Linked DNA regions of Homo sapiens: region 2 is linked to region 1. A link is a loop called in an ENCODE intact Hi-C map of the cell type or tissue named here. Cell type or tissue: IMR-90. All regions are shown on one strand.

What was found. A loop is a pair of places that touch in the nucleus more often than their neighbours do. Peaks named below come from ENCODE experiments on the same cell type or tissue, not always from the same donor. Only the 100,000 strongest peaks of a DNase experiment are listed, where the experiment ranks them.
Region 2: a loop joins it to region 1, with 2.4 times the contacts of the local background. A loop is called at or near these places in 16 of 110 quality-filtered maps.

What each region holds. Positions count from the first base shown.
Region 1 is chr9:120,935,146-120,937,645 of GRCh38, forward strand. No RefSeq gene overlaps it. Among named protein-coding and RNA genes, the nearest start is that of TRAF1, 9.6 kb to the left of the region's middle. In IMR-90, a CTCF peak has its summit at 1,552 (motif pointing left); DNase peaks (open chromatin) are centred at 466 and 1,526; H3K4me3 peaks cover 313 bases; H3K27ac peaks cover 2,171 bases.
Region 2 is chr9:121,059,138-121,061,637 of GRCh38, forward strand. It overlaps a transcript of C5 not described here. Among named protein-coding and RNA genes, the nearest start is that of C5, 10 kb to the left of the region's middle. In IMR-90, a CTCF peak has its summit at 1,103 (motif pointing left); a DNase peak (open chromatin) is centred at 1,154.

The DNA.
Region 1 (2,500 bases):
TGGTCTCAAACTCCTGGGCTTTAGTGATCCTCCTGCTTTGGCCTCCCAAAGTGCTGGGATTATAGGCATGAGCCTACAATCTTTTTGTAAATTTTAAAAATAATTCTAGCATATATATCTAGCAACACTTTCTGGAGATCATTGTCTTAATCATTTCAGATGTGCACTTGTAACATTTTAAAATGCAAAATCAAATAGATAAGAAAAGCCATTCTGTCTACTGCCATCCTTGGTTACTATCTTCTGTAACCAGTGCCCAGCTGCACAGCCAGAGAGCTGTGGGTAGGGCCCATGGCTCTCTCTGGCCCCTGTGATTGCTGAAACTGGAACTGCTTGGGGAGCCCTGGGGCCCTGGCACCAGCTCCTGCTCAGTCCTGCTTCTCCTTTCACAGGGAACATGTCTACACACCAGCTCTCCTGAGCAGTCTTGGAACCCCTCCAAGGACAGCCCTGGACACTGGCCAAGGGGGAGGGTGCCCCTGGGAAGGACGTATCTATCAGGAAGCAGAGACTGTGGCAGGCAGGCATACACACGCACATGCTCGCAGGATGGCTGGCTTACCCAAGATTTCAAAAGAAGTTGGAAATCTGGATTTTTATGTGAAACGACTTGATTTTTAGAACACCCTATAAGCCAAAAAATAAACCCAAACCAAATGAGCATCCCTATGAACTGTGTCTGTGGGCCACTATTTGTGACCTCTGGTAGAGCCTGGCACTCCATAAACACAACAAAAGCAGATGTGTGAACGTGCCCACATGTAACTCACCCGGGCTGTTCACATTGTTCATCCAGATGTGGACCCTGCACACACATAATAGAGACCTTCATTGGACATTGACACACACATAGTATCTCCCGGGATGTGGTTTTAATATTTGCACTTTCCACCTAAGGAGACTGAATGTCAGAAAGATCTCTAAGATCATGTCAAAATCTAGGCTGCCTGACCACAAAGCCAGTGTTCTGAACCGCTGCACAAACCACCACCCAGATGCCTGCACTCTGAATTAAAATTGCCAGTTACTTTGCATCCTTCTCTAAACTAAGCTTTATGAATTTAGAGACTGTGTTTCATTTGCTGGTGCATCCCATCACCTGGCACTATGCCCAGCAGAGCACAGAAGGTGCTCAATACGTACTGGTGGGATTGTACCCACAGGCTCATACAAACGTGTACAGACAGGGCACATGTAAACCCACATAGCCCCACCATGCTGAAGAACACATGCACACTGACGTTCCCACATGCACACCACCCACCTCCATCTCCCACCCGCCAGGGCATTGGACCCTAAGCTGGGGCAGCCCAAGTTTCCCCTGCCAGCCCCCTGCCAGCCTTGCCCAAAGCCTTCAGAAATAGTTTCCTGGAAATCTCGAGGCGGCTGTGGTGTTCTTTTTCCTAACTCAGGAGACAACTCAGCAGTTTTGTTTTTCAAAGTCTGAGACTCATAAACCTGGAATCCTTTCTTCATTTTTTCCACCAGAATTTTCCTTGGCCTGTTGCCTTCCCCCAGGGCCTTGGCTAGGAGGTTACACTCGGAGCGCCCTCTGCCGGGCACTGTCCTCCCAACCTTGTGGGCAGTTGCAGATGGGACCTGCCCCAGGCTGCTTTACAGATGGGAACCTAAGTCAGATGGTGGTAGTGAGGAGAGGTTAGAGGATACTGGCCCATTGCAAGTGTGTGCCAGTGTTATTACTAGCAAGGGATCTTTTGTGATTTTTTTTTACGTTTTTGAAAATAAAAGAATAAATAGCTTCAAGAGCTCAGATGAAGGCCCTCTGCTCTCCCAAGGGCCTCTGTGTGGGGCAGATGACAGAGGTTTGGGAAAATCACCTCATTCAACTTTATTCTTGGGTCTCCATCACATTTAATAAGTGAGGAAATGGAGACACAGAGAGATTTTGGGGGAAGAGGTGCGAGGAATATTTATTGAATGGCTGCTATGTGCAAGGTATACTTATGAATCTCTGTCATTTCATCTTGGCAAATAAACCTGTAGGGTAGTTGCTTTTGTTTCCATTTTACAGATTAAGACATAGAGGCTCAGTGAGGTCTCTCAAGGTCAGAAAGGGAAGGGGAAGAGCTAGGATTTGAATCCAAATCTTCTTTTTCTTGGCTTCGTAGCCTCCTGGATTTTTTCCATTTGGCTGCAGGTCTGAGTTCAGTGGGGCCCAGGGTGGAGCCTTTGTGGCTGGACTCATCAGAGGCCAGGGTTCCTTGGCCTGGCTGCCCAGAAAGGCAAGCCTTTCTCCTTGTACACTACCAGAGAGCAATCTTTGGGGGACACAGTCTTTAGGGGACACAGGGGAATGGGTCAAGCAGCCCCACCAGGACTCAGAGCTGGGAATAGGCTCCTGGGACTGGCAGCTGTGCCAAGGCCCCTTAACAGTAAAAAACAGGATCAAATGCCTTTATCAACCAAACGCATGAGAGGCTCCAAAGGGCAGGGTTTTTTCTGGGAAAGAAAGCAGGTCCTGAAAGGTTTTTGTTTTGTT
Region 2 (2,500 bases), 120 kb after region 1:
CTTGAAAGTCACCAAAGCAGTGGGTTGGAATAGCATGTCCCAAAAGGCCACTTCACATCCTAAATAATAATGGAATAGGATAGGATTTCAGATAAGGAAGTAGGGAGGAAGTGGAAAATAATAAGGCTAAGAGAAAATCCAGTGTTAATAATGGAATTTAGTTAAGCATATTTTCCTTAGAGGAATCAAAAGGAAACAACATACAAGGAGGAGATGCTCACTCTCCCTTTATCTCTCACAGTTTTATAACCTCACCTGAATCTGTTCTTTCTGTACCCTAGACCTTCTAATGAATCAAGCTCAGCTCATTAACCACCTTCTTTGGTTCCACTGAGCCACGCTTTTTCAGACAATGTTGCTTTTTGTTCAGCATAAGTTCCTTCATCTAATTCTAATACCTGTTACTCATCCAGTGGCTAAATGTGGTAGCCAGACTCCAAGATGGCTCCCAGTGGTCCTTACCTCCCTCGTATTCATGCCTCTGTGTGGTCCCTTCCCACACTGTATCACACCGATTCATCTGACCAATAGAATACAGCAAAAGTGAAGATGTGTGACTTCTGAGGTTAGGTCATACAAGACATTGCTGTTTCTGCCTTTTTCTCTCTTGAACGGCCTGTTCTAGGGGAAGCCCCCATGTAGTGAGCACACTCAGGAAGCCTATGGAGAAGCCCACGTAGAAAGGAACCACGGCCTCCCGCCCAGAGCCATGTGAAGTGAATCCTCCAGCCCTAGTCATGCCTTTAGGTGGCTGCAGCCCAGCTGTCATCTTGACTGCAACCTCATAAGAGAACCTAACCCAGAATTACCTAGCTAAGCCATTCCTGAATTCCTGCCCATAGGAACTGGGCAGATAATTAAGGTGTGTTGTTATCTTACGTCATTAAGTTTGGGGGAATTTATTACATAGCAATAGTAATTTTACACTAGATTAGCTGTTTTTCTAAAAATATAACTTTCATCAAAGCTCCTTACATTCACTACCACCACCCAAATAGGTCCTTGCTCCTCGGTCATCAATGCTTATAATTAGCAAGTGTACTTTAAGTTCCTGAAGAGCAGCAGCTTCAGGAGCCTACTTTGAAAGCGCCACCTGCTGGTATTAACTTAATAGCTTCCCAAAGAAAGCTGGAATAATTCGTGCTGATTAAGTCAATGCTTAGGTGCGACAGCTTTTCATGGTAAACTCTGGCTTCTCATCTTACATTAATAACTCTTCTGAGAACCAGCTTCTTTGCTTCCTTGAGATAACAGCTGCTTTGCCTTCTTCTTAAGAATGCTGAAATGCGATCTTTCTTAGCACTGAAAATCACATAAACATTTATGGAGTTCTTATGATTACTCTTTCTAGGATTACTGTTTCTTGCTTTTCCAACTCTTTTCTTTCTGCTTCAATTATTTTTAAAAGAAGACATGCTAAAGTCTCTGTTTTTTACAAGAAAAAAAACCAGGTATCACAAAATCTTTGAATTTTTTTTTCCTTCCAAAATAACTGCCAAATCTCTCAAAACACTTAGTCTATCCCTCCCCACCCCACCCAGCTGACTCTAAGTAATTTTATTTCCCCCTATTTATCCTGAGACCCCTAGAATGCTTTCTGGATCTCTTCATAAAAGTTATATAGAAAATATTAAATTAATAAAATAATTGCCCAGCAGCAGAAGTCACTTGATGTTGGTTGGAATGATTCAGCATTATACTCATTTTACAGACAAAGAATCTGATAATCAGAAGGTCTGTATTGCTTCATTTAAAAATCCCAGAATCAGGTCGGGCGAAGTGGCTCACACCTGTAATCCCAGCACTTTGGGATGTCGAGGCAGGCAGATCACCTGAGGTCAGGAGTTCGACACCAGCCTGGCCAACACGGTAAAACCTTGTCTCTACTAAAAATACAAAAATTAGCTGGGTGTGGTGGTGGGCGCCTGTAATCCTAGCTACTCAGGAGGCTGAGGCAGGAGAATCACTTGAGCCCAGGACATGGAGGTTGTAGTGAGCGGAGATCGTGCCACTGCACTCCAGCCTGGGTGACACAGCGAGACTCTGTCTCAAAAATAATAATAAAAGCCCAGAATCACACACACAAAAAAGTAGCTCTGGCCACTTACATAATTTGAGTGATCTTGTGCAAGATAAAAATGTGGCATCTCTTATTCAAAAAAGCAGGAAAAATGCTGTTAAGGTATTAAAATATAAACATAAAGCCTTTTCCTCTACCTTGGCCAACATGGCAAAAACCCATCCCTACAAAAAATACAAAAATTAGCCGGGCGTGGTGGCATGTGCCTGAAACCCCGCTACTTGGGGCGCTGAGGCACGAGAATTGCTTGAAGCCAGGAGGTCGAGGCTGCAGTGAGCCAAGATCATACCACTGCACTCCAGCCTGGGCTACAGAGCAAGACTGTCTCAAAAAAAAGCCTTTTCCTTTCATCTGTAGTCTTTCCCTCAATTTGTCATGGTGCTTTTTAAGATTTGCTATTTAACATCATTGTAAATAAAG